Regions from separate parts of the Homo sapiens genome. Here region 1 is linked to region 2. A link is a loop called in an ENCODE intact Hi-C map of the cell type or tissue named here. Cell type or tissue: endothelial cell of umbilical vein. All regions are shown on one strand. Each heading gives the region's core, and the rest is flanking DNA. Links, peaks and the distances in the headings are about the cores only. Region 1 has its middle 99 kb from the start of COPRS. Region 2 overlaps LOC124903975 (a long non-coding RNA gene).

Region 1 (15,327 bases), core at 5,838-10,837, 160 kb after region 2:
ATCAGAGAGAGGACATGTTGGGAAGGCCTGGTCCTCCATCACTCATTCATTCAGGGTCACCAAGCAACACTGCAGGACTGGACAGAGGTGGCGGTAAAGGGGTTCACAGTCCCTGACAACTGCGCCAGCTGGAGAGTGTGGGGGCCCACAGAGCAAATCCCTGTGTCACTTCTCACCCTCAGAACCTTGGCCTGAGGTACATTCTGCCTTTGGCACCGCCCAGCCTAACTTCCTCTGAGCAGGGAGCTGCAGCAAGCTGAGGTGAAGGGAGTTAGGGCTAGGGTCAGGGTGAGACCCGAATTTAACTTTGAACATCCCAGAAATGGCTCGCTCCCAGACATTGCACAAAAGCACAGTGACACAGGTTCAAATCCTGTCCTGGGCTTGGCAGCAACTTGGTAGAATAGAAAATGCAGGGGCTTTGGAGTCAGATGGGCTTGGGTTGAAATTCATACTCTGCCACTTGCTGTATGATCTAGGCTGGGCCTCAACTGAGCCTGTTTTCTCATGTGTCGAAGGGGCGTGGTAATACCTTCTTTACCACTGTCATCCCATGTGGACTTTAGAGCCAAACTACCTGTTTCCCCACCATTTATTTGCCATGTGAACTTGAATAAGTTACTTAACCCCTCTGTGCCTCAGCTTTCCTCATCTGTAAAATTGGGATAGTTATTACCTTGATGGGTTTTTGTAAGGATTAAATGAGTTAATACAGGTAACATGCCAAGCACAGTGCTTGGCACAAAAGAAAGTATGTACATATATGCGCTTTATGTGTATGTGTGTGTGTGTGTGTATATATATATATATATATATATATATATATATATATATATATATGCTATTATGAAACATATATAAGCCCCTGGCACATAGTAGGGGACTCACAAAGCATACTTCCCCCTTCCTTTCCTGCCTCCTGTTTCCTCCTGTATGAGGCTCAGAGAAGCTGTTAATGGTGTTTGTCCTGGATTTTTTCCTAAATATCCAGGTTGGACACAGCCAGTGCTGGCAGGAGCCCCTTGCCTTTCCTGCCCTTCCCCTCTCCCAGATATCAACAGGTGCTTCCGAGGAATGAGAAGGAAGCCTATCGAGCCACATTCTCCAGAAAAGAGGCGCAGCACAGTCGCTCCAAAAATGTGCAGCCTCTCAGCTGCCTGTGCCAAACCCACCCCATCTGTCCTCAGCCTGTGTTCCCAGGTCCCAAGGCAGTCCTGAGAGACCTCAGAGCACTGGAGGAGACTCCAACCTTGCCTCTGGGCAGACACGAGCTGACACAATAGGGAGAGACCCTTACTCCAAATGAGCATTACTTGATCATCTCCAGCCACTGTGCACGAGCAGTATTTACTTTCTCCATTTTACAAGACACAAAAGCACAGAGAGGTTAAGACAATTGGCCAAAGTTAACCAGCAAGCCAATGCAAAGGTAAAAAGTTAAATCATGGCCTTTCTAGGCTGGCTGCAGTGACTCATGCCTGTAATCCCAGCACTTTGGGAGGCCAAGGCAGGCGGATCACTTGAGGTCAGGAGTTTGAGACCAGCCTGGCCAACATGGCAAAACCCTGTCTCTACTAAAAATTCAGAAAAGTAGTTGGACGTGGTGGTTCACGCCTGTAATCTCAGTTACTCAGGAGGCTGAGTCATGAGAATTGCTTGAACCAGGGAGGCAAAGGTTGCAATGAGGTAAGATTGTGTCACTGCATTCCAGCCTGGAGCAAGACTCTGTCTCAAAAACAACAATCATGGTCTTTCTTGATCCCAAACCCAGCAGCTGGCCATTATCACATTCTCCCCCTCACTGCTGAACCACATCACCATCAGCTCTGTTACTCACTGGTCACAGGAACTTGTGTGAGTCCCTTCACCTCTCTGAACCTCCACATCCACAGTTGTAAAATAGGCAAACTACTGTACCAGGCTGTTTGTTCATTCGACAGTCATTGACTGAACCCAGAGCCATACTTACGGTGAAACTATTAAAGCTTCCTGTTCAGGGCCTCTCCTTCACACAGGGAAGGGCCTAGTAAGCATCTCACTTTTCTTAAAAAAAGTTCCCAGCCCCACAAAACCTGGGCCTGCCCCTGCTAACTGTGGTGTGTCAGCATCATGCCAAGCTCTGGATGTAGGACAAGATAGGAACAAAACGGCCAGGGGAGTTCCCCGGCCTGGTGCGGTGGCTCACACCTGTAATCCCAGCATGCTGGGAGGCCAAGATGAGAGGATCCCTTGAGTCCAGGAGTTTGAGACCAGCCTTGGCAACATGGCAAAACCTTATCTCTACAAAAAACACAAAAGTTAGCCGGGCATGGTGGCACATGCCTATAGTCCCAGTTACACAGGAAGCTGAGATGGGAGGATCACTCGAGCCCAGGAGGTCGAGGCTGCAGTGAGCCATGATCACACCACTGCACTCCAACCTGGGTGAGAGAGTGAGACCTTGTCTCAGGGGAAAAAAACAGAATCCCTGCATAGGGCTTGACTCTTGACTCACAGTAGGTGCTGAATAAATGGTAGCTGGCATTATTACTTATTGTCTCTCTCTTTCCCATTAAAATGCAAGCTCCCCAAGGATAGGGAACTTTTTCAATTTTGTTCCTTGCTGTAGCCCAAGAGTTTAGAACAGTTCCTGGCATGTGGTAAAAGCCCAGAAGATATTTTCCGACCCTTGAGATGGTTTTGTTCAACTCTTCAATTCACAGGTGAGGAAACTGGCCCAGACAGGTGTGTCTTTCCCCCAGTCTCACTGTGCTGAACAGGGCCAGGCCCCAGGGCCCCTCAAGCCCTGAAGAAGGTTTTCTTCTACTTCCTGCTGCCTCCTTTGATGATTCACACTAGGGCCCAAGAGATACTTCTGGAATAAAAAATCAAGGGGTCAAGCTGGGTGCAGTGGCTCATGCCTGTAATCCCAGTACTTTCGGAGGCCGAGGTGGGTGGATCACCTGAGGTCAGGAGTTTGAGACCAGCCTGACCAACATGGTGAAACACCCATCTCTACAAAAATACAAAAATTAGCTGGGCGTGATGGTGGGCACCTGTAATCCCAGCTACTCGGGAGGCTGAGGCAGGAGAATCACTTGAATCCGGGAGGCAGAGGTTGCAGTGAGCCAAGATCATGCTACTGCATTGCAGCCTGGGCAATAGGGCAAGACCCCATCTCGAAAAAAAAAAAAGAAAAAGAAAAAAAATCAAGGGAAGGCTGGGCACAACAGCTCATGCCTGTAATCCCAGAACTTTGGAAGGCTGAGGTGAGAGGATCACTTGAGCCCAGGAACTCAAGACCAGCCTGGGCAACATAGCAAGACCCCGTCTCTACTAAATATACAAAAATTACCCAGGCATAGTGGTGTGCACCCATAGTCCCAGCTACTCAGGAGGCTGAGGTGGGAAGATCACTTGAGCCTGGGAGGAAGAGGTTGCAGTGAGCTGAGGTCACGCCACTGCACTCCAGCCTGAGTGACAGAGTGAGACACTATCTCAAAAAAAAAAAAAAAAAAAAAAAAAAAGGCCAGGTACAGTGGCTCACGTCTGTAATCCCAGCACTTTGGGAAGCCAAGGTGGGCAGATCACTTGAGGTCAGGAGTTCGAGACCAGCCTGGCCAACATGGTGAAACCCTGTCTCTACCAAAAATAAAAATAAAAAAATTATCTGGGCGTAGTGGTATGCGCCTGCAATCCCAGCTACTTGGGAGGCTGAGGCACTAGACTCACTTGAGCCTGGGAAGTCAAGGTTGCAGTGAATCGAGATTGCACCACTGCACTCCAGCCTGGGTGACAGAGCAAGACTCTGTCTTGAAAAAAAAAGAACAGCAAGGAAATTGGTAGAGTGTAGACCTTGCAGTGAGGTTGCCAGACTTAACAACAACAATACAGGACCACAGGTTAATTTTAAAATTTAGATAAACAAAAAATAATATTTTTCTATTAGTGTATCCCATGCAATCTTGGGGGCATAGTTATAATAAAACACTATTCATTGCTTATCTGAAATTCAAACTTAACTGAGCATCTTATATATCTGCTGGAAACTCTGCCTCAGATTTCCACTGAAATTAGTTCAAATTCCTGCTCCACTACTTACTGTGTAATCTTCGACAAGTATCCTAACCACTCACTCTGCCAGAGTCTGAATGTTTTCAAAATTCATATGTTAAAAACCTAATCACCAATGTGATGGTATTAGGAGATGGGGCTTTTGGAAAGGGATTAGATCATGAGAGCAGAGGCCTTATGATTGGGATTAGTGCCCTATAAAAGAGACCCCAGAGAGCTCCCTGACTCCTTCCACCATGTAGGGACACAGTGAGGAGGCACCATCTATGAACCAGGACAGAAGTCCTTACCAGACACCAAATCTGCTGGTGCTTTGATCTTGGACTTCCCAGCCCCCAGAACTGTAAGAAAGAAATCTCTGTTGCTTATAAGCTACCCCATCTATGGTATTTTATTACAGCAGCTCAAATGGACTAAGACACACTGTAATCCTCAGTTTTCTCATCTGCAAATTAAGGATAGCCCCACCTTCTTCACAGAGTGGCTGTAAGGATTAGAGATGATACCTTAAGTATTGGACACACAGCAGACAGACACTCCCAATGTTGGTTTCCCTCCCTGGTTTCAGAAGCCCTTAGGGGACTCGGGAGGGAGCATGACTTGCCATTTGTAGGATAATATGGTAACTACGGTGTTCAAGTTCTTCCAAACAGCATTCTAGTATATAGAATAGAATATTGTGAGTGCTGCCTTAAGGCAAACTTCTCATCCCTTCAAACCCAAACTCCCTTTTCATAAGCTTTTTTTTTTTTTTTTTTTTTTTTGAGACAGTGTCTCACTCTGTTGCCAAGGCTGGAGTGCAGTGGTACAATCTCGGCTCACTGCAGCCTGGCCTTCCCAGGCTCAAAGCAGCTTTCCACCTCAGCCTCCTGAGTAGCTGGGATTATAGGCACCTACCACCCCACCACCACACCTGGCTAATTTTTTGTGTTTTTAGTGGAGACAGGGTTTCACCGTGTTAACCAGGCTGTATTCAAACTCCCGGCCTCAAGCGATCTGCCCACCTCGGCCTCCCAAGATGCTGGGATTATAGGCATGAGCCACCACGCCTGCCTTCATAAGCATTTTAAATGCCTCTTTGACTTTATTTAAATGCAGTAATAAACTATTTATATGACAACACAAAAGAATTAATATAATGATATACCTGCAACTTAAATGAAAAATAAAAGGGATAAAGTAACATTTCAACACATAAATACTTGGGCACGTCGTAGTGTGATACTTGCATGGAATAAGAAGAAATACATTTAGATTCAGAAGTTAGACAATATTCAATATTAAGTTGAACTCTATGAAATTTCCAATATGGAACTTTGATCTACAAAAATGGTAATTTCATGATTCAACCTAATACCTGATATTCAAAAATACAAGCAAATGGGGTGGGGGGTATCTTTTCCTCTACTCACAAACTAAACTACCTGTCATGTACATGTGTGTTGCACCATGAATCAATAGCTACAAATGCAGGTAGGTATAAATGTATCAGCAACTCAAATATCGTGTCATTACCATGCAGGTTGCGATTTTCCAAAATGGTGACATGCTCTTGTTAACATTGCACACAATGCAAAGTATAATCTTTCCCTTTTTTCCCAGTATTTGCACTTTTGAAAAATTGTTTATATTTGAAAAAATTCAAAAACATGACATTGCTTTATATATAAAACAGCATTCATTTCTGGGATCAGCAAATTATAAACAGGTTTTGGGGTGTTTTCTTTGTTTGTCTGTTTTGTTTTGTTTTATTGGGGGTTTTTTTCCTATATGAATTTCTTCCAGGACATTCAGAAGTTCAGAGGAGGCAGGAAAGCTTCTTGTTGCCTGGGTCTGTACCATATTGCACACGCTACAGGACTTGCCCTCTTAAATGGAAGTAGTTGACTGCAAAATCATTATGACAACCAAAAATAATCCCCCTAGTTCCAAAACCACCACTAAAGAGATGATATATCCCCATTGAGAACCACCAATCTAATAACTTCTGCCTGAATGCTTTCAGTGATAAGAAATTGACTCTACAATACCATCTCATTGACTCACCTGTCAGGAAGTAATAATTCCTTCTTCTATCTCTGGTGGGTACCCAAGTTGGGCCCCATCTCTGTACTATGGTCACCATGGAGCCTCTACCAAAGAAGCTGCTTTCTAGACCTTTCCATTGTGACTCACGCTCCAGACTCCACTGGGGGAAAAAGACAGATGTGGGAAGCTCTGCCCAGTCAGGATGAGGCTGGGGAATAATCTATTATGCTCTTCTTGCCCCATCTTGTAGTGGGTTAGTGAAAAGAGGGAGCTACAAAACAGCATATATGAGATTCTTTCATTATTATAAAAATGCATATGAGTGTGTGTGTGTGTGTGTGTGTGTGTGTGCAGAAGGAAAGACCACCTGCTCAGTGGTTAGGAACTCAGACAGACCTGGGCTCAACACCCAGATCTGCCACTTATTAAATGGTAAACCTTATTAAGTGGTTGGGAAAACAACCATCCTGAGACTTAGTTTCTCTGTCTATAAGGTGGGAATAATAAGGGCACCTACTTCATAGGAATAAATTAAGATAACACATGTGGGGCACTTAGCAGAATGCTTGGTGCCCAACAAATGTTGGCTTACGTGACTTTGCAATGATAGTGGATGAAACAATACATTTTTCCAGGGAAAACCCATATATGCACCCAAGGTGCAAAATGAGCCCCATGACCCCTTTGGCCTCACCAGGATGGCTGAGCACAAAATGAGATTAAATCCCTCTGATGACCTTGTGCAGTGGCAAGCCAGACTGTACCCTTCAATCTGGGGACCACCACACGGAAGAGGTCTGCAGAGAAAAGGCCCCATAGGCAAGACATAGCACAGGTTCAGCCCATACTTGTGCGAAAGACCCAGAGCTTATTCAGGCAGCATTTTGGTAGAACAAAGAGAAATGCAAGATTATTGGAGACCATAAAACAAAAAAAAATAGGGAGAAGATAATCAGCCAAGCAACCCACACTGGAAAAGTCAGGGGACAGAAAATTAAATGAAGCAGGGTTTTATCGTACATACTTGAGCAGGTCTTCTGAAATTTAGCTGCAAAATGTACCTGTTCATCCTTCATAGTCCTGCTGTCTGAGGTCTCCATCCTCACAAACAAACCAGCCCTCAGTGGGTTAGCTGCCTGCTGAGCTGGAGTATACTTGGGAAAAGGTTCCCAAATGTCTTCACACAAGGAATAAGATGAAAAAACTCCTGTCGATGTTTTATGGAATATTTTTACATTTTACTAGCATTCATCAGTCTTTTACTATTGACAAACATATCCCTTATATCCTATTTCAGGATTTTGAATTTTTAGGCATTAAATTTGGTAAATACTATATGTTCATTTTCTCAAGATATTTTATTTACATGTTTTTGTTTTCCAGTTTTCACAAGAGTTTCTTTAAATTCTTACTAGAATTTCTTTAAACTTCCAAGCTGCTATATCTGTTAAAAATTAATTGTATTTGTTCATTTGGATTTTATCTCTTATGTTTTAGAGAGCCAGCATAAACACACAGAACTTTTATTCTCATCAATGTCCTCTTTTTTTTTTTTTTTCTTTTTGTAAGAGATGAAGTCTTGCTTTGTCACCCTGGCTGGAGTACAGTGCACAACCATAGTTCACTGAAGTCTTGGACTTCTGGGCTCAAGTGATCCTTCTACCTCAGCCTCTTGAGGAGCTGGGACTATAGGTGTGAGGCACCACACCCAGCTAAAGTGAGACCCCATCTTTTTTCTTTAAAAGTACCACTCCAGGGGCTCCCAGGAGCAAGATCTAGGGTTGCACACAAGGCCCCACTCTGCACTCATTCCTCGCCTCAGCCTCCCAAGTAGCTGGGATTACAGATGGGAGCCACGGAGCCCAGCGTCAATGTCCTTTATAAGTCAGCATTACAAGTTATTGATTGATATCATTCATAATCTCTTGGTCAGAACTTGCCACATCAGTACTGGCAATTAGGATAACTTCCTATATGAATGAGGCTATTCCATGCCTTCTTTTTTCATCTGACTCTGATTCTAATTATACTGTGAGCTCTGAGAAAACATTCTTACTTGGTTACAATTTGTATTCCTTCAACTAATCACCCACTTACTTAAGTACAGATTCTAGCCTGTACTTAGATAAATATTCACTGGTTGTCCATGGTCAACAGTTTCCTGATTGCCACAGTTCCCTGGTTCAAGTATCACAAGCTTACTTTAACAGACATCAGCTGGGCGCAGTGGCTCACTCCTGTAATCCCAGCACTTTGGGAGGTGAGGCAGGCGGATCACGAGGTCAGGAGTTTGAGACAAACCTGGCCAACACGGTGAAACCCTGTCTCTACTAAAAATACAAAAAGTAGCCAGGCACGGTGGCGGGTGCTTGTAATTCCAGCTACTCAGGAAGCTGAGGCAGGAGCATTGCTTGAACTCAGGAAGCAGAGGTTGCAGTGAGCTGAGATCATGCCACTGCACTCCAGCCTGGGTGACAGAGCAAGACTCTGTCTTGGGGAAAAAAAAAAGAGAGACATCGTATGACCAGTGGATTCATTTGCCCATGGGTCACACGACATTAATGAAATGCAGCTGTTGTCAATGAAATGCAGCTTCATTACACTTACAATTCATAATATCTAGCAGACTGAAAAGTCTGTATCAGTAATGATTTGTCAATATGTTGCCATGTTACAATTAATCAAAACTTGCCAGGCACAGTGGCTCAAGCTGTAATCCCAGCACTTTGGGAGGCTGAGGCAGGCAGATCACTTGAGCCCAGGAGTTCAAGACCAGACTGGGCAACATGACAAAACCCTGTCTCTACAAAAAATACAAAAAGTACAAAAAATTAGCCAGGCATGGTGGCACATGCCACCATGTCCCAGCTACCTGAGAGGCTGAGGTGGGAGGATCACCTGAGCCCGGTGGTTGAGGTAACAGTGAGCCATGATTACACCATTGCACCCCAGCCTGGGTGCCAGAGTGAGACCCTGTCTCACAATATTAATAATAATAATAATAACTTACAATTATAGTCAAAATAATTTTATAAATGAGAAGGAAAGCTCCGGCTATATGCAAATGCTAAGTTAGGTGAATGGATTATACATTGATATAGCCTAGTGGTGACTGAAATCTTGATTCTCAAAGATTTTAAGGACTAGATATGAACTGAAGTCTTCCACCAGCCTTCTTACCTTTTCAGAATGTGTCTTTGGGGGGTGATGGTATTATTTATTAAGCAATGGTTTTGGTTTTTTTTTTTCTTTTTTTGAGATGGAGTCTCACTGTGTCACCCAGGCTGGAGTACAGTGGCGCAATCTCAGTGAGAAGTGAAGCCAGCTGGATTTCCTAGGTCGAGTGGGTACTTGGAGAACTTTTCTGTCTAACTAGAGGATTGTAAATGCACCAATCAGTGCTCTGTGTCTAGGTAAAAGTTTGTAAATGCACTAATCAGCACTCTGTAAAAATGCACCAATCAGCTCTCTGTGTCTAGCTAAAGGTTTGTAAACACACCAATCAGCACTCTGTAAAAAACGCACCAATCAGCACTCTGTGTCTAGCTAAAGGTTTGTAAACGCACCAATCAGCACTCTGGAAAAATGCAGCAATCAGCACAGCACTCTGTAAAATGGACCAATCAGCGCTCTGTAAAATAGACCAATCAGCAGGACATGGGTGGGGCCAAATAAGGGAATAAAAGCTGGCCACCGGAGCCAGCAGAGGCAACCCGGTCAGGTCCCCTTCCATGCTGTGGAAGATTTGTTCTTTCACTCTTCACAATAATTCTTGCTGCTGCTCACTCTTTGGGTTCGCACTACCTTTATGAGCTGTAACACTCACTGCGAAGGTCTGCAGCTTCACTCCTAAAGTCAGTGAGACCACTAACCCACCAGAAGGAAGAAACAACTCCAGACATGCCACCTTTAAGAGCTGTAACACTGCAAAGGTCTGCGGCTTCACTCCTGAAGTCAAGCGAGACCATGAACCCACCAGAAGGAAGAAACTCCAGACCCATCTGAACATCTGAAGGAACAAACTCCGGACACACCACTTTTAAAAACTGTAACACTCACCGTGAGGGTCCTCAGCTTCATTCTTGAAGTCAGCAAGACCAATAACCCACCGGAAGGAACCAATTCTGGACACATTTTGGCAACCATGAAGGGATTATCGCCTATCGCCAAGGGGTGAGTACCATCAGACCCTATTCATTTGCTATTCTGTCCTATTTTTCCTTAGAATTCAGGGGTTAAATACCGGGCACCTGTTGGCCAGTTAAAAGCAACCAGCATGGCTGCCAGACTGAAGACACGGGTGTCTGGCTTTCTGGGAAAGGGCTCTCTAACAACCCCCGACTCTTCAGAGTTGGGAGCATTGGTTTGCCTGGAACCAGCTTTCACATTTCCTGTACTTCTGGGCTGAGCCAAGGGTTGACAGAGAGGAAAGCCCTTCAGCTCCGGGGTCCTGATAACAAGTTGGTTGACCCTGAGGCCATGAGCGGAACTCTCAGTCATGTCACCCAAGTGACACTTGCCCATCTATCCTATCTATCCTGATGCTTGCCTCCTGGGTCCTAATTCCTGTCAGACAAACTTCCTCTCTCCTCTTCTCTCAGGCTAGTCCTGCTTCTAAAAACCACTCCCTGTCTCTGGTGCTTTTCTAGTTTCTCCTGTAAGTATGATTTCTAGTATAAACTTCAGGACTCTGTTACCTTCTTTAGGAACCCGGGCTCACCAATAAGAAAGACATAATTTTTGCCCTAAGCCCCATCATAGGGGGGATAATCTGGAATTTTAGGATCCCTCCTCAGACAAGCAGGCCTAATAAAAGCTATTCCTGAAGCTAAGATATGGGGAGCCTCAGAAATTGTATCATTCCTATTCATACAAGTGAGGACAAAAGGCATGACTCTTCCAACTCTGGAGATCCCTTCTCTCCCTCAGAGTGTGGCCCTCCACTTCATTTTTGGGGCATAACATCTACATAGGACACAAATAAAGTCTCAACACTAACAGGAAAACAGGACTGTAACAGGTTTTCAAGAATGTGTTGGTAAGGTCCACTAAATCTGATTTTTTTCGTTCCTCTTTGTGGTCTAGGAGGACAGGCAAGGGTGCAGGTTTTTGAGGATGTGTCAGTAAGAACCACTAAATTCAACCTTCCTCAGTCCTCCTTGTGGTCTAGGAGGTCAGGCAAGGGTGCAGGTTTTCAAGGATGTGTCAGTAAGGGTCACTAAATCTGACCTTCCTCAGTCCTCCTTGTGGTCTAGGAGGAAAACTAGTGTTTCTGCTGCTGTGTTGGTGAGCACAACTATTCCGATCAGCAGTGTCTGGGGACCATTGCAGATTCTTGGGCAAAAGGTATTTCTGCTGCTGTGTTGGCGAGCATGACTATTCTGATCAGCAGGGTCCTGGGACTGTTGTGGGTTCTTGGGCAGGGGGAGAAACAAACAAACCAAAACTGTGGGCGGTTTTGTCTTTCAGATGGGAAACACTCAGGCATCAACAGGCTCACCCTTGAAATGCATTGTAAGCCATTGGTACCAATTTGACCCACAAACCCTGAAAAAGAGGCAGCTCATTTTTTTCCGCACTATGGCTTGGCCCCAATATTCTCTTTCTGATGGGAAAAAATGGCCACCTGAGGGAAGTTTAAATTACAATACTATCCTGCAGCTTGATATTTTCTGTAAGAGGGAAGGCAAATGGAGTGAAATACCTTATGTCCAAGATTTCTTTTCATTGAAGGAGAATACACAACTATTCAAAGCTTGCAGTTTACATCCCACAGGAGGACCTCTCAGCTTACCCCCATATCCTAGCTTCCCTATAGCTCCCCTTCCTATTAGTGATAAGCCTCCTCTAATCTCCCCTGCTCAGAAGCAAATAAGCAAAGAAACCTCCAAAGGACCACAAAAACCCCTGGGCTATTTGATATGCCCCCTTCAAGCTGTAGGGGGAGGGGAATTTGGCCCAACCCGGGTACATATCCCCTTCTCCCTCTCTGATTTAAAGCAGATCAAGGTAGACCTGGGGAAGTTTTCAGATGATCCTGATAGGTACATAGATGTCCTACAGGGTCTAGGGCAAACCTTCAATCTCACTTGGAGAGATGTCATGCTATTGTTAGATCAAACCCTGGTCTTTAATGAAAGAATGCAGCTTTAGCTGCAGCCCAAGGGTTTGGAGCTACCTGGTATCTTAGTCAAGTAAATGATAGAATGACAGCCAAAGAAAGGGACAAATTCCCTACTGGTCAGCAAGCCAACCCCAGTATGGATCCCCACTGGGATCTTTACTCAGATTATGGGGACTGGAGTCGCAAACATCTGTTGACCTGTGTTCTAGAAGGACTAAGGAGAATTAGGCAAAAGCCCATGAATTTTTCAATGATGTCTATCATAACTCAGGGAAAGGAAGAAAATCCTTCCGCTTTCCTCAAGCAGCTACAGGAGGCCTTAAGAAAATATACTCCCCTGTCACCCAACCCACTCAAGGGTCAGTTGATTCTAAAAGATAAGTTTGTTACCCAATTAGCCACAGATATCAGAAGAAAGCTCCAAAAGTGAGCCCTGGACCTGAACAAAATCTGGAGGCATTATTAAACCTGGCAACATTGGTGTTCTATAATAGGGACCAAGAGGAACAGGCCCAAAAGGAAAACCAAGATCAGAGAAAGGCCGCAGCCTTAGTCATGGCCCTCAGACAAACAAACCTTGGTGGTTCAGAGAGGACAGAAAATGGAGCAGGCCAATCACCCAGTGGGGCTTGATATCAGTGTGGTTTACAAGGACACCTTAAAAAAGATTGTCCAACAAGAAACAAGCTGCCCCTTCACCCATGTCCACTATGCTGAGGGAATCACTGGAAGGCACACTGCCCCAGAGGATGAAGGTTCTCTGGCCCAGAAGCCCCCAATCAGATGATTCAACAACAGGACTGAGGGTGCCCGGGGCAAGCGCCAGCTCATGTCATCACCCTCACTGAGCCCCGGGTACGTTTAACCATTCAGGGCCAGGAAATTGACTTCCTCCTGGACACTGGCATGGCCTTCTCAGTGTTAATCTCTTGTTCTGGACAACTGTCCTCAAGGTCCGTTACCATCCAAGGAATCCTGAGACAGTCTGTAACCAGGTATTTCTCTCACCTCCTCAGTTGTAATTGGGAGATTTTGCTCTTTTCACATGCCTTTCTTGTCATGCCTGAAAGTCCCACACCGTTATTAGGGAGAGATATGTTAGCCAAAGCTGGAGCTATTATCTACATGAATATGGGGAAGAATTTACCCATGTGTTGTCCTGTACTTGAGGAGGGAATCAACCCTGGAGTCTGTGCATTGGTAGGACAATTTGGAAGGGCAAAAAATGCCTGCCCAGTCCAAATCAGGCTAAAAGACCCCACCACTTTTCCTTATCAAAGGCAATATCCCTTAAGGCCTGAAGCTCATAAAGGATTACAGGGTATTGTTTAAACATTTAAAAGCTCAAGGCTTAGTAAGGAAATGCAGCTGTCCCTGCAACACCCCAATTCTAGGAGTGCAAAAATTGAATGGTCAGTAGAGACTAGTGCAAGATCTTAGACTCATCAATGAGGCAGTAATTCCTCTATACCCAGTTATACCCAACCCCTGTACCCTGCTCTCTCAAATACCAGAGGAAGGAGAATGATTCACTGTTCTAGACCTCAAGGATGTCTTCTTCTGTATTCCCCTGCACTCTGACTCCCAGTTTCTCTTTGCCTTTGAGGATCCCACAGACCACACATCCCAACTTATGTGGACAGTCTTGCCCCAAGGGTTTAGGGATAGCCCTCATCTGTTTGGTCAGGCCATGGCCCAAGATCTAGACCACTTCTCAAGTCCAGGCACTCTGGTTCTTCAGTATGTGGATGATTTACTTTTGGCTACCAGTTTGGAAGCCTCATGTCAGCAGGCTACTCTAGATCTCTTGAACTTTCTAGCTAATCAAGGGTACAAGGCATCTAGGTCGAAGGCTCAGCTTTACCTACAGCAGGTCAAATATCTAGGCCTAATCTTATCCAGAGGGACCAGGGCCCTCAGCAAGGAATGAATACAGCCTATACTGGCTTATCCTTGCCCTAAGATGTTAAAACAGTTATGGGGGATCCTTGGAATCACCGGCTTTTGCTGACTATGGATCCCCAGATATGGCGAGATAGCCAGGCCCCTCTATACTCTAATCAAGGAGACCCAGAGGGCAAATACTCATCTAGTAGAATGGGAACCAGGGGCAGAAACAGCCTTCAAAACCTTAAAGCAAGCTCCAGTGCAAGCTCCAGCTTTAAGCCTTCCCACAGGAGAAAACTTCTCTTTAAACGTCACAGAGAGAGTAGGGATAGCTCTTGGGGTCCTTACTCAGACTCATGGGACAACCCCACAACCAGTGGCACACCTAAGTGAGGAAATCGATGTAGTAGCAAAAGGCTGGCCTCACTGTTTATGGGTAGTTGTGGCAGTGGCCATCTTAGTGTCAGAGGCTATCAAAATAATACAAGGAAAGGATCTCACTGTCTGGACTACTTGTGATGTAAGTGGCATACTAGGTGCCAAAGGAAGTTTATGGTTATCAGACAACTGTCTACTTAGATACCAGCTGCTACTCCTTGAGAGACTAGTGCTTCAAATGCATACATGCGTGGCCTTCAACCCTGCCACTTTTCTCCCAGAGGATGAGAAACCAATCGAGCATGACTGCCAACAAATTATAGTCCAGACTTATGCCACCTGAGATGATCACTTAGAAGTCCCCTTAGCTAATCCTGACCTTAACCTATATACCGATGGAAGTTCATTTGTGGAGAATGGGATACAAAGGGCAGATTATGCCAGTTAGTGATGTAACCATACTTGAAAGTAAGCGTCTTCTCCCAGGGACCAGCGACCAATTAGCAGAACTAGTGCACTTACCCGAGCCTTAGAACTGGGAAAGAGAAAAAGAATAAATGTGTATACAGATAGCAAGTATGCTTATCAAATGTTACATGCCCATGCTGCAATATGGAAAGAAAGGGAGTTCCTAACCTCTGGGGGAACCCCCATTAAATACCACAAGGAAATTATTGAGTTATTGCACACAGTGCAAAAACCCAAGGAGGTGGCAGTCTTACACTGCCAAAGCCATCAGAAAGGTGAAGGACAAAAGGCAGAAGGAAACTGTCAGGCAGATGCTGAGGCCAAAATTGCTGTCAGGTAGAACCTCCCACTAGAAATACCAGTGGAAGAACCCTTGGTATGGAACAACC
Region 2 (15,327 bases), core at 4,406-9,405:
TCAGGAGGCTGAGGCAGGAGAATCGCTTGAACCTGGGAGGCAGAGCTTTCAGTGAGCCAAGATGGCGCCACTTCACTCCAGCCTGGGTGGCAGAGTGAGACTCTGTCTTAAAAAAAAAAAAGTCTATTTCTTTTGTTCAACTTTAGACAGTGTTTTTTGTCTTCCCACCCTTTTTAGAATAAGAATAAATATGGATGCCCTTACCATTTTATCTGCTTGTTCACACCCTATCTCTGCCAGCTATAATTTTTTTTTTTTTTTTTTTTGAGATGGAGTCTCACTCTGTCGCCCAGGCTTGGAGTGCAGTGGTGTGATCTCGGCTTACTGCAACTTTCACCTCCCAGGTTCACACCATTCTCCCGCCTTAGTCTCCCAAGTAGCTGGGACTACAGGTGCCCACCACTGTACACTGTACACCACTTGTACCTTGTACCACCAAGGTACAAGTATGACAGCTGTGGAGATGACTGCAACCGGGAGCTCTTATAGGGAGTTGGGATGCGTGGTTAATTTTGTTTTTCTATTTTTAGTAGAGACGGGGTTTCACTGTTAGCCAGGATGGTCTCGATCTCCTGACCTCATGATCTGCCCCTGCTTCGGCCTCCCAAAGTGCTGGGATTACAGGCGTGAGCCACGGCGCCCGGCTGTCAGGTATAATTTTTGTATTGTCTGTGTTATTGACATTCACATTCTCTTCTCCACAATGTTTGATTGATTGATTGATTGATACAGGGTCTTGTTCTGTCACCCAGGCTTGAGTGCAGTGGTATGATCTTGGCTCACTGCAAGCCTGGGCTCAAGCGATCCTCTCATCTCAGCCTCCTGAGTAGCTGAGATGACAGTCATGCACCACCATGTGTGGCTGATTTTTGTATTTTTTGTAGAGATTGGGTCTCCCTATGTTGCCCAGGCTAGTCTTGAACTCCTGGGCTCAAGTGATCCACCCACATCGTCCTCCCAAAGTGCTAGGATTACAGGTGTGAGCCACTGCACCCGGACTGGTTATTTTATTTATTATTATTTTATTTATTTATTTTTTTGAGACAGGGTCTTGCTCTGTCTCCCAGGCTGGAGTGCAGTGGTGCAGTCATAGCTCACTGCAGCCTTGACCTCCCAGGCTCAAGCAATCCTCCCACCTTAGCTCCCCTAGTAACTGAGACTACAGGTGTTCACCACCACGCCTGCTAGTTTTTTAATTTTCTGTAGAGACTGGGGTTTTACTATGCAAGCTATCCTCTTGCCTCAGCCTTCCAAAGCACTGGGATTACAGGGATGAGCCACCACGCCCAGCCTTCCACAATAAATGTTTATAGCTTTGTCAACAGGTCGACTCAAAAGATTCCCAAGAAACAACATTTACAGGACTATGATTATGAAACGCTGTTTACTGTAAACTCTTTTAGCCAAAGCTAGTTTGATTTGGGTTTGTGTTGGTTATGGCCAATGTGTCCTGACTTATACACTCAAGTTTTGTTGAGTCGAATGAGGTGTGTCCACATGCCTTCAAACACAAGCGGGGACAGAGCTCACCCCAGGCCACCTCTGTGGGCCTGCCACTCACGCAGTCACAACAGAGCCCACCACTAAAAGGGTTCTGTGCTTTGTTTATGCTTTCACCATGTTGAAATTCTTAATAATTTTGAACAAAAGGCCCCATAAAATATGTAGCTGGTTCTGAGCTCACCATTTGCTGGGAGAGGCCTGTGCTTTCTGAGAAATAGTCTCTCTCCTTGGCCAGGGCTATGCTCCTGGGAGGGCCCTTAGGCAGGTCCGGAAGCAGCCATAGAAAGTAAGAGGGAAAGGCTGTGAACCTGAGGGTTGACTTGGTGAATGGACCTCACATTGGGAGGTCAGACTGGGCTTCTCCAAGTCCCTCTTACAAAGAGGAAACTAACCTTGGTGAACCTGGGGCTGTGTCAAGGAGATGGGATTATCCCTACATTTACAGAGAAGCATCAGGGCTGAAAGATTTGCCCAAAGGCCACTGGTTATAAATGGCAGGTCCTAGATTCAAGTCCAGGCCTGATTCCTGCTCCACCGTGCAGCCTCCAGATCAGTGCTGCGCATGAAGCAGCAGACCTGGGTTTGAGTTCTTGCCCTGCTCCCAATTTGCTGTGTGTCCTTTAGTGAGGGACTTGCCCTCTCTGGCCCACTTACCCTAGCAGTCCTTTGAGAGAGCTGATCAACTACAAAAGTCCCTTTCAAACAGAATCACTATGTAACCAAATCATAGAGGAGAGGAAGTCTCTTTTATAGATGGATTCCAGCTAATAAATGCTGAATGATTGAAATATAATGTCATTCTGAAGTCCTTAATGAATTAATTGCTTGAAGCTTCCATGGCTGCTAACATCAGGAACAAATAATTGGACATTATGTGCCTCCTAATAGAAGAATTTGATGCCAGCTAAGGACATGGTCTTATGTGTGTGTGTGTGTGTGTGTATCTATCTATCTATCTATCTATCTATCTATCTATCTATCTATCTATAACTTGAATCTGATCAAGCCTCTACTTCCAACTGCCAACTTTTAGGAAAAACAGAGGATAGAGGAACATGTTGAACTACACCACAGGGGAGCAATCCACAAAACCCAGATGGAGGAAAATACCACAAGACAAACAACTCGTTTCCTCCAGTAAATAAATTGCAAGCAAAAACAAAACAAAAACCTTGCTGGGTGTGGCAGCTCACACCTGTAATCCCAGCACTTTGGGAGGCCAAGGTGGGTGGATCACCTGAGGTCAGGAGCTCGAGACCAGCCTGGCCAACATGGTGAAACCCCGTCTCTACTAAAAATACAAAAATTAGCCAGGCGTGGTGGTGGGTGCCTGTAATCCCAGCTACTCAGGAGACTGAGGCAGGAGAATCGCTTGAACCTGGAAGGCAGAGGTTGCAGTGAGCCGAGATCGCACCAATGCACTCCAGCCTGGGCAACAAGAGCAAAACTCTGTCTCAAAAACAAAACAAAGCAAAACCTCTAGACCCAAAAACACTCAGAGAATATACTGACGACTGTAATGTGTAGACCTCATTTGGATCAAAATCTAAACAAACTGTCAAAAAGCAACTGTGTGACAATTACAAATTGGAACATTGACCTGCTCTTTGATAATAATAGCAACTATTGTTAATTTGTTTGTTGTGATTATGGCGCTTTGTTTTTTGGAAGGAAGAGTTCTTTTGAAGATATACCCTGAAATATTTATGGATGAAATGATGTCATGCCTGAGATTTGCTTCAAAACTGGCCGAGTGCAGTGGCTCACACCTGGAATCGAGCACTTTGGGAGGCGGAGGTGGGTGGATCACTTGAGGTCAGGAGTTTGAGACCAGCCTGGCCAACATGGGAAAACCCCGTCTCTACTAAACATACAAAAATTAGCAGGATGTGCAGTGGTGTGCACCTGTAGTCCCAGCTACTCAGGAGGCTGAGTCAGGAGAATCGCTTGAACCCAGGAGGCAGAGGTTGCAGTGAGCTGAGATTACACCACTGCACTCCAGCCTGGGCGACAGAGTGAGACTTCATCTCAAAACACACACATACACACACACACACACAGCGAGGAGGGATGTGAATGGGAAGGTGGGTGGGTCTGGATGAGGCAGGATGGGTCATAGGTCGATGATTGTCACAGCTGAGTGGTGGGTATATCAGGGTTTGTTATACCATTGTCTCTTTGTGTGTGTGTATAATTTTCAGTTTCTAGCCCATCGTAAGGGCCTGAGGGTGGGAGTTCTGCGGATGGCTAGCCATGCCATCTCGGAGCAGGGGTGAGGGCATGACTTTGGGCACACCAGGCCTCGCCTCTCACACCAGGCCTCGCCTCTCTCTCCCCACCTGCCTTGGCCAGGCTGGGCCCTGGAGTGTTGTGCTCACTAGTGCCCAGGCTCAGATCTTTGTGTTTGGATAAGCTCATGGAACCAGACACTGTAATTGTAGAACTCTGGCCCTCACTCTGGTGACTGTGTGTGAGCCACAAGCCGGGCTCTCCCCTCCCCGGGCAGGCTGGCTCCACATTCCAGGCACATCATCGCCTACGCCAGGCCATCTGGCCTCCAGCATGGGTGGGGAAGGTGCAGCAGCTGGTGAGAGCTGTAGGGGCATTCCCAGACACATTTCTCATGACATCCTTGGCGCTGGTAGCATGGCCAGCACCAGGCCAGGATCTAAGGACCTGGAGGGTCAGAGGGCCACTGTCAGGCCCACCGCCCAGGAGTGCTCCATGAAAGGAGTGAGTACCAGCCACCTTGGTGCTGTGTGACCTTGGCAAGACGTCTCCCCTCCCTGGCCATGGGTTCCCCATTCAAGAGGAGGCAGCTCAGTATTTCTCAATAGGGTGCTATTGACCCTTTGGGAGGGACAGTTCTTCCTAGTGAGCATTCCTGGTCCCCAGTCCACTAAATGCCAGCAGCAGTCCCTGTCACTGTGGCAACCAAAAAATACCCTACACATTTCCAACCACCCTGGGCTTGCAGACCACTGTGGGTCTTTAAGGGCCTTGCCAAGCCCACAGTTCTGTATATCTGTGCTTCTTGAGCATTTAGGACAAATTGGGTAAGGGAGGAGTAGAAACCATTACTGTTGCTCATAGTCTTGCAAGGGGATGAAATCTGGATGGGTCTTGAAGTATAACTAGGAGTTTGCAAGGTGAGCAAGCAATGGGGACCAGGGGAGGGGAGCGAAACGAATTCTAGGTGGAAGGATCAGCTTGCATGCGGGCATGGAGATGGGAAAGAACATGGGGTATTTGGAGAAGTGCAGAAATTCCCTGTGGCCCCAAGGTTTGGCCTGGGCTGAGAAGCCATGCAGTGGAGGTAGGGCTTCAACTTGTAGATAACAGGGAACCAGCAAGGCTGTTTGTTGTTTGTTTGTTTGTTTTGTTGTTTGTTTTTGAGATGGAGTCTTGCTCTGTCACTTAGGCTGGAGTGCAGTGGCATGATCTCAGCTCACTGCAACCTCTGCCTCCTGGGTTCAAATGATTCTCCTGCCTCATCCTCCCGAGTAGATGGGATTACAGGTGCATGCCACCACACCCCACTAATTTTTATATTTGTAGTAGAGACGGGGTTTCACCATGTTGGCCAGGATGGTCTTGAACTCCTGACCTCAGGTGATCCACCCACCTTGGCCTTCCAAAGTGCTGGCCCCAGGTCTGACCCAGTGAGGCTTTTTAAATGGGGCAGAAACTTACTTCCCCTCCTCCTGAGCAAGAGCAGGTTTTTCCACCCCAGTCCCTCTGGACTGAGAAATTACCAACGCCTGGGTGTGAATCAGGAGAATGTCTCACTCCTCATGGCTCAGGACTGCAGAGAATGCAATCGCACAGCTGGGATTTGGGGAGAGATTTAGAGGTGACAGTGAGAGAGAGAGTGGGCTCCTCATGTTTGTTTTGTTTTATTTTGTTTTTGAGACAGGGTTTGCCTCTGTCACCTGGGCTGCTGGAGTGCAGTGGCAAAATCATAGTTTGCTATAGCCTTAGCCTTCCAGGTTCAAGTGATCCTCTCATGTAGCTGGGACCACAGGCGAACACCACCACACCTGGCTAATTTTTTGTATTTTTTGTAGAGATGGGGGTCTCACTATGTTGTCCAAGCTGGTCTCAAACTTCTGGGCTCGAGCAATCCATCTGCCTCAGCCTCCCAAAGTGCTGGGATTGCAGGCATGAGCCACTATGCACACTTCTTAAACTAGATGAGAACACCATGGAGGGGAGAGTGTGCCTATGGAGTGAGTGTGTGTGAGGAGTGCATGTAAGGGGTGTGCTCATGAGTGTGTGTGCCCCACACATGCAGGCTGCTCATTCATTCATTTAATACGTGCCAGTTGCACAGGGAAAGGTGAACACATCCTGACCTGGTCCTCGTCCTCATGGAGCGTGGAATCCAGTGGATCCAGTGGAGGAGAAAGAAACAAGAAAACAAAATAAAACACATCCCAAAAGCTAGAGTGCGAGGCAGCTAGGGCGGGAGTGGGGAATAATGAGGGCCGGTGGGGAGAGCCTGCTGGATAGGTGGGTGTCTGATGGCCCTCTCAGAGCAGAGCATGGATGGTGGGCATCTGCTGAGCCTGGACCACCCAACTCCCTTTCCTCACAGGCCTTTAGTTTCTTTTGGGGAGGAACTGCCTCTTCTCTGCTGGACAGAGTCTACCAGGCTCCCTCTGCCCTGCCCTGCCATAGGGTGGACATGTGACCCACCTAGCCAGTAAGATTGTCCACTCCTCTAATTCATGGGCAGAAGGACAAGGACAGTCAGAGTCTCCCGGCTGCCTCCTGCCACGCATTCCTGCTCCCCACCCCCAATCTATGCGCTTGCCCTTCCCGCCTTTTGGCCCTCAGGAGCTGTCTTGGTTCCTGCCCTTGCCCAGGCCTGTTTTTCCAGCCTTCCCACCAATTTTCTGAGCTCCTGTGGGTGTGCCTATCTTGTGTGGGTTTGGTTTTGGCTTTTAAATGAGCAAAGGCAGAATGAGGGTGCCATGAGCACAGATGAGGCTTTTGGGAAACGCCCCCCTTCCATTGCACTGTTGGAAGGGAGTGTAGAGGCTGCTGTGTTTCCTGGGGCCGGCCACCTTGACACCGTGCCTGCATGCACGCAGCCCCCCAGCACGCTTCTTCACCAGCCAGCCTGAGTGCAGGGCCCTGGCCAGCCTTGCCGGGAGGAAATGCCAGCCCCGTTTCTTTAAGCCTCAGTCAGCCTCCCCAGGGACTCTTGACTGCCCTAATGCTTCCTCCTAGGCCTTGTCAGTGGTGCAGGCCTGGTCTGCCCAGAGCAGCAGGGCCTCCGGCAGGGGCCTGTGACTCAGGGCTCAGTCAGGCGGAGGCAGGATGTCAGTGCCATTCACTGGGCCACGAGGAATCTCACTCTTCTATTTATAGGCAGCGCAACTGCTGGCCCAGCCTGGCCAGAGGAAGTGGCTGCCACTGCCAGCGAGTCAGGAGCTACGATGAGGGAGGCATGGCGCTGCTCCCTCTGCCTGCTGGGGGGGATTTCCAGGTTAGGACCAGCTCTTCCACTGCAGAATGGTCAAGGCTGGGACAGGCCGGAACAATGAGCTCATGTGGCTTCATGACCCATCAACTGAGCAACAGGGTGGTGGACATGGGGTGGCTTGGTCTGTCATGAGCCTAGAAGGGAGGGCAGGATGGGGACCTCCCTGACCCTGCAGGGGGAAGAGGTAAGGTAAAGGCAGTGCCCAGAGCCTGGCATCCTGAAGTTTGGCCCCAGACAACTCACCCCACTCTTCCTGCATTGGGGTCCCAACTTCATCTGTCAGAGACCCCTGTCCCCACCTGCCATCTTGCCCCACACCAAGACGGCTGCTTGTGCTTAGGAAGCTAACACTGGATACCTACTGAGAGGTGAGCCCTGTCACATCCATTCCTGCATCCAGTCTCACAACAGCTACACAACATAAGCCCATTTAGCAAAAGTCAAAACTGAGGTCGAGAGTGGTTAAGGCACTTGCCTGGTTTTGGGTGTGTGCACAAATGTGCCCTCTATGCATAAGTGTTGTAAAATGTGATCTACCTTCCCATCACAGAGGAGCTGTGAGGGGAACTGAGATGGCTTTGGCCATTGTGAATCTGTTGCCATCTCTGTTGGAGTGCCCGTCTACATGGTTGACCTCTGTCCTCAGTTGAGTGTGCATGAAGCATGAAGGATTCTTGTGTTTGTTTCCTGCCCTGGACAAGGTGTCCCTGGAGGTCAGGAAGGGAGTCTTGCTCCTCCTGTGACCCTAGACCCCAGCTTGGATGGAGCTTGGCACCAAGCAAGTGCTCAGTAGACTACCTACCGCATGGGCCCGCAGAGTCTCCCCATCCTCAGACGTGGCCTCTTGCAGGCAGCAGCCCTACTGGATGCTCTGCTGCATTGGGTCTGCACAAGGGGCAGGTACTCAAAGAATGAGGATGGGGGGACACTTCTTCCCGAGAGGCTGCCTGACGGGGAACCCCAGGCCTTCAGTCCTCATGTCAGGTGAGAACCAATTTCTTGAACAGGAGGCCTTTCCGACTGAGTCCGCTGGGGCCAGTTCAGAGGAGACCAGCCTGGGGCCACAGTGGATATTGCAGATCTGCCCTCCTGTGACTGCCGGCTGGTCTACCATGTGTGCTGCTACCAAGGGGCAGGTTACCCCTCTCACCCCACCTGGCCGTGTTCGCCCATCCTCACTGACCCTGAGGAAGCTGGGAGCACCTGGTGAGCCTTTACTGAAAGGCCCAGGCCATTGTTCCAAAGCCAGGCAGAATGGGAGGGAAGAAGGAGGTGGGGGAGGCAATTGGGGTTGATACAAGATGAGGTCTCCCTGCCTGGAGCTCCAGAGGGCCCCTTCTGGCCTCTTCTGCAGTCCTTGGCTCATCCCCTTCACCTCCTCCTACAGGAAGCCTTCCCTACCTCCCCAACCAAAGTTCTCACCCTTCCTTCCTACCCCACCACATCTCTTCCTAAGGTAATTGGCAAACCCCAGGGCCCTTCCTGAGTCTTGCAAAGTTTGCAGGTCTGGCAGTCTCTACATGTCAGTGGCTTTCCTTTTGTGGGCAGGACCCCCTGAGGGGGAGCACAGGAGGGAACGTGGTAGGGGAGGGGTTGGCTCTGAAGGGCTCCCCTGAGGAAGGGAGGATGAGTAGGAGTACAGTCAGTGTGAGCAGAAAAGGGGTCCCAAGGGATGAAGATCTCAAGGAGGGGAGGTAAAGCTTCGAGAATGTGCAAGGAGCTCCAGAGGGTGGAGGGGGGTAAAGCGTGGAGTCGCAGGGTGTGGGGGGAAGTATTCCAAGGCAGGAGATCGGGGGCAGATCTCGAGGGCCTCAGGGCAGGCCAAGCTTTCTTCTGAGCGCAAAATTAGAGTCAGTCAAGGGTCTCAGGCAGGGTGCTGCTTTGCAGGGTGCTGCTTTGCAGGCTGGGGTAAAGGTGGAGGAGATAGGGTGGCAGCAGGAGGGCCAGCTGAGGATGGGGCGGTCTTCCTGCTGAGAGATGACAGCAGCTGAACTTGGGGAGGTGGGGGCAGTGGAGTAAATGGGAGGCTGGGAGAGAACTGAGAACTCTGATGTGGCCTTGATGCCCCCTCCCCAAGGCCCACCCATACTGGTGAGGATTGGGGTGACCGGTGTGAGGAGAGGGAGAGCCCCTGATGAGGCCAGAGTCCAGGCCCAGAGAGACCCCGTCCGCTGTGCCACACATGACATCATTTTTGTGTACTTAACACAAGGTAAACAGGGCTGGAAAAACCCAAGTACTCATTATCTGACTTAGTGGCTGCTGCTGGCTCCTTAACAACTGGTTTCCTGGGATTCTGCAGTTCTCCTGCAGAACGGACCCAGACAGAGGGGCTTCCCTCCGGTGCACAGAGAATCCTTGCCCAGTCCCTGTGCTGGGGGCTCGCTGACCTCTTCCTTCTGGGAGGCTTTGAGTCGTTCCCTACCAGTTCATGGGGCTGGGCCTGCTGAGGGCCAGGCGCCAGGGTGGGCGTTGTGGGAGCATGACGGAGAGCAAAGCCCAAATGTGGTCAGGGGGGTTTGGTTCTAGTGAGCAGGTGGGTTTGAGACCCCAGGAGCACAGGAGGGCAGTGGGAGCCCAGCAGGGAGGTTGTGGTAAGCACCCAAGCATGAGCTGGCCGAGTCCTGGAATCCCAGAGGGCACCTAGGAGGTTATCCACTCTTTTCTTTTTTTTCTTTTTTCTGAGGCAGAGTGTCACTCTGTCACCCAGGGTGGAGTGCAGTGGCACAATCTCAGCTCACGGCAACCTCCGCCTCCAGGTTCAGGTGATTCTCCTGCCTCAGCCTCTCGAGTAGCTGAGATTACAAACGTACACCAGCACACCTAGCTAATTTTTGTATTTTTAGTCAGGGTATTTTGTATTTTAGAGATGGAGTTTCGCCATGTTGGCCTGGCTGGTCTTGAAGTCCCGTCCTCAGGTGATCCACGTGCCTCAGCCTCCCAAAGTGCTGGGGTTACAGGCGTGAGCCACCACACCCGGCCCATTTTGCCATTTGATTCTACAGATGGGTAAACTGAGGCCCAGAGGAGTCACAAGACTCACTTAGAGTCATACTGGGAGAGAACCAGTGGCAGGACTAAAACCCAGGTGTTCTGATGTCGGCGAGAAATTGGCTGGCTCTAGAAAGAAAAACAAATTTAAGCATTAATCCCCTCCCCACTTCCACTCACCACCCAAACATGCACACATGTCACTTCTGCAAAATGTCAATGATCTTGTGAGAAATTTTTTCTTAGTGGGTAGGTTCCAAGTGCTTTCCTTTCACCCCCAGAACCCACCCCCAATCGAGGCCAGAGGACAACATTCCTTCCTGTGGAAATAGCCGAAGGGTGGTTGGGCAGGGTGGCTCACACCTGTAATCCCAGCACTTTGGGAGACCGAGGCGGGTGAATCACTTGAGGTCAAGAGTTGGAGACCAGCCTGGCCAACATGATGAAACCCCGTCTCTACTGAGAATACAAAAATTGCTGGGCAGGCGTGGTGGCACACGCTTGTAATCCCAGCTACTTGGGAGGCTGAGGCGGGAGGATCGCTTGAGTCTGGGAGGCGAGGTTGTAGTGAGCTGAGATCACACTGTTGCACTCCAGCCTGAGCCACAGAGTGAGACTCCGTCTCAAAAAAAAAAAAAAAAAAATAGCCAAAGGGTGACCAACAGCCGCCAGGCAGCCTCAGAGGACCGATTGTTTGCCACTGCTCTACGTGGCAGCACTGGGTGCCTCTGGCCCCAGTCCACCCTCCCTACCCCACTCCAGTCCTCCATGTTCCCTGGATGGAGGCCCCAGCAAGGCAAGAAACTTTCAAAGAGCCCAGAGGCACAGCAAGTTCCTGCACTAATGACACTCGGGGGCTCTGGGGCCTTCACTTGCAAAGCAAACCCTGAAAAATAATCTGGTGGATTTTGTTCTCTGCCTTAAAGAACAGCAACCACAGACAACAACAATATTCCTCTTTTTCTAATGTCAGTTGAGTTTAACAGACAGGCAGCACGGAGGAAAGCTGGAAAACTAGCCCTGCAGCCTTGGACAGATCCTTAACTCCCCTTGGGCCTCAGTTTCCCCATTGGTATCGAACCCTAAGCATTCTTAAGCTTCACTAATCTGTGAGTTTGAATGACCAGTTAATATTAATGACCAAAGCCTGCTCACCCTAGGCCCCTACTTCTGCTCCCAGGGCCTTTATAAGAGGGAGGCAGGAGGGTCGGAGTCAGAGGCAGTGACATGGTGGCAGAAGCAGAGGGAGAGAAGGCAAGGGTCAGCGAGATGCAAGGAAAGGGTCAGGAGCCAAGGCGGCAGGTGGCTTCTAGAAGCTGGAAAAGGCAAGGAAACAGATTCTCCCCTAGAGTGTCCACAAGGAACACAGCACCGCCAGCACCTTGACATGAGGACTTCTTCTCCGGAACCAAGAGAGTAAACGTGCGTTGTATTAAGTTATGAAATTTACAGTTGTTTATGACAGCAGTGATTGGACACTGGATGGTTCAAGAATAGAAAGTGGCTGGCTCAAGGGTAGGACAGACACCACTCCTGCTCATCTCAGGCCACCTGCCTGGCCTCCTCTGCCCCTTCTGCCCAGTCAGTGCCGCTTCTTTGGTGACCCTGAGACACAGCTACCTCTGTTGGCCTCACTTTCCACATGGGCTTCTGCAAGGGCCACCAAAGTCTGTGGGTCGCTGCCTGATCACCCTAGCAACTAGTGTTTGCAATCTTTTTTTTTTTTTTTTTTTTTTTTTTTGAGAAGGAGTCTCGCTCTGTCGCCCAGGCTGGAGTGCAGTGGCGCAATCTTGGCTCACTGCAAGCTCTGCCTCCTGGGTTCACGCCATTCTCCTGCCTCAGCCTCCCGAGTAGCTGGGACTACAGGTGCCCGCCACCACACCCAGCTAATTTTTTGCATTTTTCAGTAGAGACAGGGTTTCACCATGTTAGCCAGGATGGTCTTGATCTCCTGACCTTGTGATCCACCCGCCTCGGCCTCCCAAAGTGCTGGGGTTACAGGCGTGAGCCACAGCGCCTGGCCTTTTTTTTTTTTTTTTTTTTTTTTGAGACAGAGTCTCCCTCTGTCACCCAGGTTGGAGTGCAGTGACGTGATCTCAGCTCACTGCAACATCCACCTCCTAGGTTCAAGCTATTCTCCTGACTCAGCCTCCCGAGTAGCTGGGACTACAGGTGCGCGCCACCATGCCTGGCTAATTTTTGTGTTTTTATTAGAGACAGGGTTTCACCATGTTGGCTAGGCTCGTCTAGATCTCCTGACCTCAGGTGATCCCCCCACCTCAGCCTCCCAAAGCGCTGGGATTACAAGTGTGAGCCACTGCGCCTGGCCTCTTTTTTTCTTTTTGAGACGGATTCTCACTCTGTCACCCTGGCTGGAGTGCAGTGGTGCAATCTCGGCTCACTGAAACCTCCACCTCTTAGGTTCAAGCAATTCTCCTGCCTCAGCCTCCCGAGTAGCTGGGACTATAGGCATGTGCCAGCATGCTGGGCTAATTTTTTTTTTTTTTTTTTTTTTTAGTAGAGACGGAGTTTCACCATGTTGGCCAGGATGGTCTCAATCTCTTGACCTCAGGATCCACCCGCCTCAGCCTCCCAAAGTGCTGGGATTACAGGCATAAGCCACCACGCCTGGCCGGCATTTGCAATCTTTAAGGGACAGTGGTAGCAGTAGCTTGGCCTTTTTCTGGGTCCTGAGTGTTACACATACATGCGAGTGCATATGCGCCCACACACACGTGCTTGCACACACACACACACAGACACACACACACAAACACACGCTGTCCCCTGAACGCAGACCCACTGCCCGGCTAGAGCCAGCGGCCCCATGATTTAGGATTTTGTTCTCTGCCTGAAAGAACAACAACTACAGACAACAGGACCACCCTCACCAACAGCACCCAGGCTGGTTTCTGAGGGGAGCCCCCTATGCTGAATGTCCCTTACCTCCTCACTTCTTCGCAGGAACCCTCATTCTCCACCCACCCCACCCTCTCCAAGGTGGTCAGACATTCTCAGTAGGAATGTCCCCAGCTGTGGATGTGGTTCAAGGTTTCCGATTTCTTACCGAGAGGCCTCTCAGCCCCCATAGATCCACATGCAGAAAGTCCTCACTTAACGTCCTCTCGATGGGCTCTTGGAAACTGCAACTTTAAGCAAAATGACATACAGCAGGTTCTCAATGATGTCGTTTCGTCCCGTGTCATTTCCCTAATAATTGATTTCATTATACATCATTTTGTCAAGGTCACAGTTTCCAAGAACCTATTGAGGACGTTAACTGAGGACTTACTGTACGTGCTAGGGATGGGGTATGGAAGGTGCCGAACTCCACCTGCCATGAGTCGGCCAGGGACCAGCATCCAGGGCAGGACCTACCATGCCCATGTGGCTTGTAACCTGGCTGTGGGAGGGAGGTGGGTAATGGTTGTATATGAGCCCCCATGCCTCCCTGATCATTTTCTGGCCTGGACCCCTGCTATCGACGTCCCCTGCCCCTTCTCATCCTCCAGGTTTGTTTGTCCTCTGCCTCCCTTTCACCAGTGGTGTAAGCAAGCCCCCTTCCCGTGGCCCAGTTCAGCAGTTTCTTTCTGGAGAAACCACTGACAACAGTCAGTTTTGCAGGATCTTGGGAACATTTTCCTTTGAAAGACTTTTTAAGCTTTTATTTAATTACTCAAGTGACACATGTTCCCTGAAGGAAAAAAAAAAAGCAACAAACAGAAGTGATCTCTCATCCTACTTATATCCATATAGAAATAATAATCTGCTAAGCCACTGCTGAAGTCTTGCTATATATCTGATCTATTTCTAATAATCTGATATCTGATAATTGATCACTACTGGAATATTGTTTATTTGTTTTTAACACAGCCATGATCATATCACACATACTTCTCCAATGCAGGCTTTTCTCACACAGCAAATGTGTGATGAACTGCTTTCTGTGTCAGCAGACCTAACATCATTTTTCATGGTTATGTGGTATTTGCCGGTATGAATATGCTATATTTATTAAGTGAATTGTTGGACAACTATGTTGTTTCCAGTTTTTCAAAGCCATAAACAATGTTGCCTTGTAAAGACTTCTTTGCCCACTTACCCAGCTATTTCGGGAGGAGAAATTCCTAGAGGTGAAATTGCTTGGCCAGAGGTTGTGCACATTTTTAAGGCTTTTGGTGCATATTCCTGGCCCCCTCTTAAATCCAGACCCATTTCTTTCATGCTTTGGATTTGTCACCTACTTTAGCATTAACTCAAGGGCAAATAAATTTCAGTGGTGAATCTGCTATTTACAATTTTCTAGGCAGCTTCTGTCCATTAATATGCATGCATGAAAAAAATGACTCTAGTTTCCATTTTTAAAATGCCAAGCATATTCTCACCCCAGTGTTCCTGTGCACCTGGCTCTTCTTGGTAGTTTTGAGAGTTTTGGATTAAATTGTGTTTTTTTCCTTCTAGAATGAGAAGTCCCTAGATGAAGCCAAAGACAGTATAATTTCTCTGAGCCTCAGTTTGCTCATCTGTAAAATGGAGACATTATGAGTACTTTGCAGTATTTTCATGCAGGTGAAAAGAACCCAACTCCACGTCTGACATGATGAAATCTCCGAATTTTATCTGTCCTCTCCCTTCCAGGGCCAGGTGGGGTGTGCAGTGGGGCCTCTGGGCCCAGGTGTTGGCATTGGACACTTGGTTCCTCCTGGGCTCTGTTCCCAGCTTTTCCTACCCATATTTCCAGGTACCCAAGGCTAACTGCCTCCCCCAGAACAACCCCCAGATTCGTTCCACCTTAAAAGGTCCTTGAGCTCTCACTAGAACAACCAAACAAGAGAACAGAACATTAGAGAAAATTGCTTGTCTAAAATAGACAAATAATTTTCATTTCATCCTTCTTTCTGTGCTCCACTTTATCTGTCTTCTTGCTGTCCCTTTTTCTATATAAGCCAGGCACGAGGGCGATATTATTCTTCTAAATTCTCAAGATGGATTATGTAATAATCTAGACTGAAAAAAGAAAAGGCAACTGCTTGGTAAATGGACACGAGTCTTTGCAGCTATTTAAAAAGATAAAGCCCAGATCATCCTCGCCTTCCAGTACTCAGTAGTAGCTGATTGCCCTTATTCTTGGGTTTTGCAGAGAGTCCCAGCTGGGCCTGTTTGGAACTGTATTGCCCAACTTCCCTGATGATCAGAATCACCTGGGATGTTTATGACATTGCAGCTTCGTGGGCTCCAGTCTAGACCTTCTGACTCAGATTTTTCAGGGGAGAGGTCTGCACATTTACAAATGTACCTTGTATTTAGGTCTATACATTTACAAATGTACATTGTATTTAATG

The links. Peaks named below come from ENCODE experiments on the same cell type or tissue, not always from the same donor. Only the 100,000 strongest peaks of a DNase experiment are listed, where the experiment ranks them.
Region 1: a loop joins it to region 2, with 10 times the contacts of the local background. A loop is called at or near these places in 2 of 110 quality-filtered maps.

Annotation. Positions count from the first base shown.
Region 1 is chr17:31,752,649-31,767,975 of GRCh38, forward strand. It overlaps the pseudogene GPR160P2. Among named protein-coding and RNA genes, the nearest start is that of COPRS, 99 kb to the right of the region's middle. RefSeq lists a silencer at 1,622-1,916 and an enhancer at 8,989-10,188. In endothelial cell of umbilical vein, for the core only: no CTCF peak of the experiment used is centred there; no DNase peak of the experiment used is centred there; H3K27ac peaks cover 849 bases.
Region 2 is chr17:31,590,002-31,605,328 of GRCh38, forward strand. It overlaps LOC124903975 (a long non-coding RNA gene), which reads right to left. Exons shown (of 2, transcript XR_007065705.1): 2 at 14,848-14,992. Among named protein-coding and RNA genes, the nearest start is that of MIR365B, 22 kb to the left of the region's middle. RefSeq lists enhancers at 5,734-6,600, 6,601-7,465, 6,649-6,788, 7,661-8,516, 8,517-9,371. In endothelial cell of umbilical vein, for the core only: no CTCF peak of the experiment used is centred there; a DNase peak (open chromatin) is centred at 6,860; H3K27ac peaks cover 1,856 bases.